2 separate regions of the Homo sapiens genome follow, and region 2 is linked to region 1. A link is a contact called in ENCODE Hi-C data. All regions are on one chromosome and are shown on one strand. Each heading gives the region's core, a stretch centred on a gene start or an enhancer-like site at or near the end of the contact. The rest is flanking DNA. Distances are from core to core; before and after follow the strand shown. Region 1 holds the start of MAX (MYC associated factor X). Region 2 holds the start of ZFYVE26 (zinc finger FYVE-type containing 26).

Region 1 (2,813 bases), core at 260-2,759:
GTTGCAGTGAGCCAAGATTGCGCCACTGCACTCTAGCCTGGGCGACAAAGTAAGACTCCGTCTCAAAAAAAAAAAAAAAAAAAAAGAGAGAGAGAAAGAAATACAATAGATATTAAAGGAAAAAATGTAAAGGAAAAATTACCACATTTACATTTGTCTTTTCAGCATAGATGACATGCTCACGTTGAGGAATGTGTGTCACAAGAATTGTGTGTGACATATCCCCAAATTTCCACATTCAAAAGTCAGGGATAATATGGTATTCATCCGGGAATCAGTAACTCATGGGAAAAGCTCAAGATGTCATTCACTTTGGAGACCAGATGTAAAGGAGTAGTATGGGTACTTTGTCTCAGGGTGGAAAGTGTCTGTTATGGTTTTCTTCCTTCCCATGGGACTTGTTGCACACTCTTACAATGGCGGCAGGACCGGCACGCTTGCTTGCACAGCTGTGAGCTGCATGAAGGCAGGGATGGTTTTGGTCTTATCCGTTATGGCATCCCCTTGTGGCAAGTTAGGTGTTCAATAAATATCGGTGGAATGCATGTGATTACACTTCATGCCACAGTATATAAATATGATTTTAACTGGACAGGGAACTGCAAAAGTTTCCCATATTGATCCTTTTTGCAATCTTAATTATGGTACTCTGAGCTGGGATATTGCCTAAACTGTCTGGGCTACAACAAACTCTGAAGGGGCTTTTACTTCCACGTCCATAGTGGTTGAGGGTTCGCGTTGTGTGAACGCTGGAGCCTCACGTGAGTAGCTGAGTAGCGAGGATGGTCACTCCCAGATAAACGAATACAGGATTCTCGCGGCTGGGAGCGGTCGCCCGGCGAGGTCGGTCATTCTGCCTGTCCGGTAGCACCACGAAACACCTGCCACTGACACCTCCCCACCAGCCCCCGAGGGTTCGCGCAGGCATCCCGAGCCGCGCCCCCTGGTCCGCCGCAGCCAGATTCCCTCCCGGGCGGGTTACGCCCCTAGGCGCAAAACGGAACCACTCCGTATGAAGAAGACAAAGTATAACCAGTCACACCAAAGAGAGGCAGCATTATTTAGACAGCCGGCTACTCCCCCAGAGACTCCACCCAGTCCCCTGGGCCCGGCGTCCAGCGCGCAGACGGTGCCCGGCTCCAGGAGTTCCAGCTCCCTCCACGTGTCCTGTCTTCCCAGCAGCCTCCTCTGCCGCCTCGGGAGGAAAATCTCCTGACAACTCGCGGTCTGCGGACTACGACTCCCAGGAGGCGCCGCGCCGCGGCTCTCCCCGCCCCCCCCCGCCCCCCCCCCCCTCCCCGGGACGCGCAGGCGCCTTGGGCTCCGTCAACAAGCCGGGCTGGCGTCGCCTGGATGCGGTTTCTTCCGGGATTTGTAGTTTTTCTGGAGCTACCCGGGCCGTCTGTTAGAGGGACAAGAACTACAAGTCTCGGCTGCCCCAGCGCTGCGAGCCTGGTCACGTGGCGGGGGCCGACCGGGCGTGCGTGCCGCCGTTGATCCGGTGCTGCAGTGAGGAGGTGGTTCTTGCCCGTGTTGTGTGTGTGTGTGAGTGAGAGAGCGAGTGAGTGAGTGAGTGAGTGTGTGTGTGGGGGGGACTCGGCTTGTTGTTGTCGGTGACTTCCCCCTCCCCTTCACCCCTTCCCCTCCCCGCCGCCGCTGCAGTGGCCGCTCCCTGGGCCGTAGGAAATGAGCGATAACGATGACATCGAGGTGGAGAGCGACGTGAGTCCTGGGGCTTCTTCCTTCCCGTGCGGGTTGTCAGGCGGGGACAGCGGCCGGGGCTCTTAGCGGGGCGACGGCGGGAGGGGGCCGGGCTGCCGCCGCCTCCTTCCCCTTCCCCTCGGGGCCAGGAGTGCCTCCGTCGCGTTCCCGGTTCGCTCCCCTCCGGCTCCTGGCCGGAGCGGCCTCCTGGGACTGGAGGTTGGGGGAAGACACGCGGCTTCTGGGACCCCCACCTCCTCCCTTGCGGGAGGGTGCTGCGGCCTCCCGCTCCCACCTTCCCCGGCTCAGGATCCGGGGGACAAGGATGGGGGGCGCCCGGGATCCCATTGTCCGGATCCAGGGGAAGGGGACGGCGTTCAGGACCTGCCCCTTCGGACTGCGATCCTCTCCTCCCGTGACCCGCGGATCCTGGGGGCCGGGGAAGGGCGGAGAGGGGTTGGGGGTGCCTAGATGCCCGAGCTGGGTCTGCAGGGAGGAGACAGTGCTCGGGACCCCTCTGGCCCAGGTCGGATCCCGGAAGGAGGGGCGGCGCTCGGGACCCCTCTACCCTGCTACCGGATCCCGCCGAGGGTGGAAGGGTGGGGGCAAGGGGTGGGGAGGGAGGAAGGGGTGTCGGGCTGACTCCCCACCCTCCGCTTCCTCTGCCGCCGGCATTTTCTTTCTTATTATTGAATGTTAAGTGTAAAAATAACTTCTATATTTTCTATTTTTTTTTTTCTCTCTTATTCCAGGAAGAGCAACCGAGGTTTCAATCTGCGGTACGTCTCCTACTCTCCATTTCATTTTTATTTCCGTTCAGTTCTATTCCTTTTTGGGGTCAGAGAGAAAAAGAGATCGTACTATTACTTTTAATATTGTAGTAAACTCTAATGTTAACCACTAAGGTGAGGTGGGGCCTGGTTCTGGAGGGTGGGGGGGTTGCAAATCCCATTATTCTAGATTCTCAGGTGATAAGTTCAGTGATTCTAGGTGAGTAAGAGGAGCTGTATGCAAAGAATTGAATTGTTCTGTAGTTTTCAGATAGGGGATCCAGATGCCACTATGTAAGTGGAAATGAGAAATGCAGCATTCTGGTCTGGTAGTATTATTTC
Region 2 (2,937 bases), core at 133-2,632, 2.7 Mb before region 1:
ACCCTTTGGTGATTAAATAGTTTGGGAAATGCTGAATGAAATTACTAAACCTGAAACACACATAGTGAGGAAAGCTGAGAGTCTGTGATTAAAGCACACCAGGGAAACCAAACAAAAGGCTTGGTGTAAGGCAGCTGTGGTGAGCAAACCTAGTAAGCCGTTACTTCAAGAGTTGGTTTCAGGCTGGGAACGGTGGCTCACGCCCGTAATCCCAGAACTTTGGGAGGCCGAGGTGGGCGGATTGCCTGAGGTCAGGAGTTCGAGACCAGCCTGGCCAACATGGTGAACCCCTGTCTCTATTAAAAATACAAAAATTAGCCGGGTGTGGTGGCGCGCGCCTGTAAATCCCAGCTACTCAGTGAGGCTGAGGCAGAAGAATCGCTTATCCCAGCTACACAGTGAGGCTGAGGCAGGAGAATCGCTTAAACCCGGGAGACGGAGGTTGCAGCGAGCCGAGATCGCGCCATTGCACTCCAGCCTGGGAGACAGAGCGAGACTCTGTCTCAAAACAAAAGACTTGGTTTCAGATTATTGTGTTTGCGAAAAAGCCTTTGCTCATTCTTTGCTCTCTGATCTCTTATGCATACTTCTGTCTTATAATTTAGCCCACCGTCTCCTAATTTTTGGCCTGCATCTCCCTTGAGAAGAAGGACCTCCATTTACTCAACTTAGAGAATAGGGCCTAAGCCCGGTGTAGTGGCGCGCGCCTCTAGTCCCAGCTACTACAGGAAGGCTGAGGCTTAAGGATTACTTGATCCAGGAAGTTCGAGGCTGCCATGAGCCGAGATCACACCACCGCACTCCAGCGACAGAGAGACTCTGTCTCTAAAAAAATAAAATAAAGCCTAGCACACCGTTCAATTAACAGTTGTAGGGTAAATGTGCAAATAAATGAATGGAGTGAAGCAGAAGAATATGGAAATTCAGACCGCAGAGTTCCGGAACAAAAGAGCCCAGTAGATAGAATAATAATGGAGGAGAACCCAGTTCTCCTAGCTCCGGGTATCCCCCGCGCCTGGCAAAACACCATCACTGGTTGGCGTTCAATAAATGTTGACTTCACATGTTAAGGAGATAAGAGAGTGGAAGAAAAAAAAAAATCCAGGGTCACAGTTCTTCCTGCCACCTGCTCGGCCGAATGCAGAACTGAAAGTATTGAGCGCCGGAGCTGTCACAATTGAGGGAGATGGTCCGCAGCCAGGTAGCTGATTTCCTCTTTCCGAGCTTTCTAGCTTTCCCTACTCCCGGAGAGGTGGCGTCACGTGACTCAAACAAATATGGCACTTAATTTTCATCTTCCCTGCCTTGAGCCAATAGGAGTGGGGCTTTCAGTCTTTGTCACCACCCCCACCACCGCTGTTCGGAGTGGGTTCTGTCACCTGACTCGGCTCAAACATGGCTGCGCTGAGAGCTCTATTGCTTTGGGCGCCGGGAGCAGGTGAGTGTAAGACACCCCTGAGAGGGAGGGGCCCCTCTCCACGACCCCCGCAGAGAGCGTCCCTGCGGCCCACCCCCACACTGCTTTCCACTTATGACACAGATTCGTCTCCTGGTCGTCAATCCTCTGCCTTAACAGAGGGCTCAAACTAGGGAGGTTCCTGCTGAATTTCTCATTCTTGAGGAGGCGACCACCTGGGGATTTGGAGTCAAGACTGGGCATAACGTTCAGTAGGGAATACGGACGTAGAGTTATGGGTCTGCGCCCGGAGCAAATATGACTATTAATATTATTAAATATAGGAATCCGCGTGAAGAGATGGGATCCACCCCTTGAAGAAAGTGTTTTCAAAAAGTAACGTGGGAAATTAAACTGAAAACGATACTTAGGCAAGCAAGTCCCGCCTTTCCCAGGCGGACCAGTAGTTGCTGCTTTGTCTTAATACAGTGCCTTCTGTTTCTTCTCACTGGCGTTGTGTTGTTTCTAGGAGGTACTCCGCGAATGAGAACATTGAGAATGTGTTCGGCATAACTCATTTCTTTGTATCTCCCTGCACTCTGTGCTGGGAAAATGAATCATCCATTTGGAAAAGAGGAAGCTGCTTCGCAGAAGCAGCTTTTTGGATTTTTCTGCGAATGCCTGCGGAGGGGAGAATGGGAGCTGGCACAGGCATGTGTACCTCAGCTACAGGAGGGACAAGGGGATATCCCAAAGAGGGTAGAAGACATACTTCAGGCATTGGTGGTGTGTCCAAATCTGCTGAGGTAAGGGATCTCTTTTCCTACCAGACGGTCCCAGGGTGAGAGACATGTGGTTCAATATTTGGGCATTGGTCAATGTGCCCCCACTCAACTACCCTCTGAAGAATAAGCAGAGGCACAGTGTATTTCACGTGCTCTGAAATTTTACCTCTATAGTATACATCCATTACTTAGTCAATATTGGCTTTTGATTATCATCTGCAACTGAATGTAAGCCTGGCTGCCAAAGTGTGCCTGAAACTGCCATTTCTTGTTTATCCTCGTTAATATAGATGGTGGAACTGCATTGAAAACTATTTTCTTTGCCTCCAAAAAAGCAAACCCTGCTCTCTTCTTGCTTATGAGATTGAAAATATTGTTGTCGCTTTACTTAAAACTTTTTATTTCGAAATAATTGCAGTCTCACAAGAAGCTGCAAAAATAATGGAGTCCAGCGTATCCTTTTCCCAGTCTGCCCCAATTGCGACGTCTCATACAGCTGTAGTACAATATCAAAACCATGAAATTGACATTGGCACATTACTTTAAATGACACTACAGAGTTTATTTGGTTTTCAGCATTTTCTTAATCTGCCTTCATTTTTTCATTTGTAGTTTTATGCAGTTTTATCCATATATAGATTCATGTAATCCCACTGTAATAAGGATCAGAACTGTTCCATTACCACAAAAGAATTCCCTCACTCCTTGGTGCTACCTCTTTGTATTTATACAACAACCCCTCCTTGTTCCCTGGCA

Evidence for each region. A loop is a pair of places that touch in the nucleus more often than their neighbours do. Pooled maps may share reads with other maps.
Region 2: a map of CD4-positive, alpha-beta T cell shows a loop between it and region 1 (5-fold over the local background). The contact joins the promoter of ZFYVE26 here to the promoter of MAX in region 1. A Hi-C loop is called at or near these places in 1 of 168 maps with a recorded cell type or tissue (CD4-positive, alpha-beta T cell), 1 of 37 single-sample maps with no recorded cell type and 10 of 50 pooled maps.

The regions. Positions count from the first base shown.
Region 1 is chr14:65,101,213-65,104,025 of GRCh38, reverse strand. MAX (MYC associated factor X) reads left to right here and starts at 1,509. Exons shown (of 5, transcript NM_002382.5): 1 at 1,509-1,722; 2 at 2,454-2,480. The coding sequence starts at 1,687. RefSeq lists enhancers at 1,095-1,244, 1,938-2,438 and a silencer at 1,575-1,924.
Region 2 is chr14:67,815,035-67,817,971 of GRCh38, reverse strand. It overlaps ZFYVE26 (zinc finger FYVE-type containing 26), which reads left to right and starts at 1,382. Exons shown (of 42, transcript NM_015346.4): 1 at 1,382-1,438; 2 at 1,926-2,202. The coding sequence starts at 2,009. RefSeq lists enhancers at 851-950, 1,001-1,170.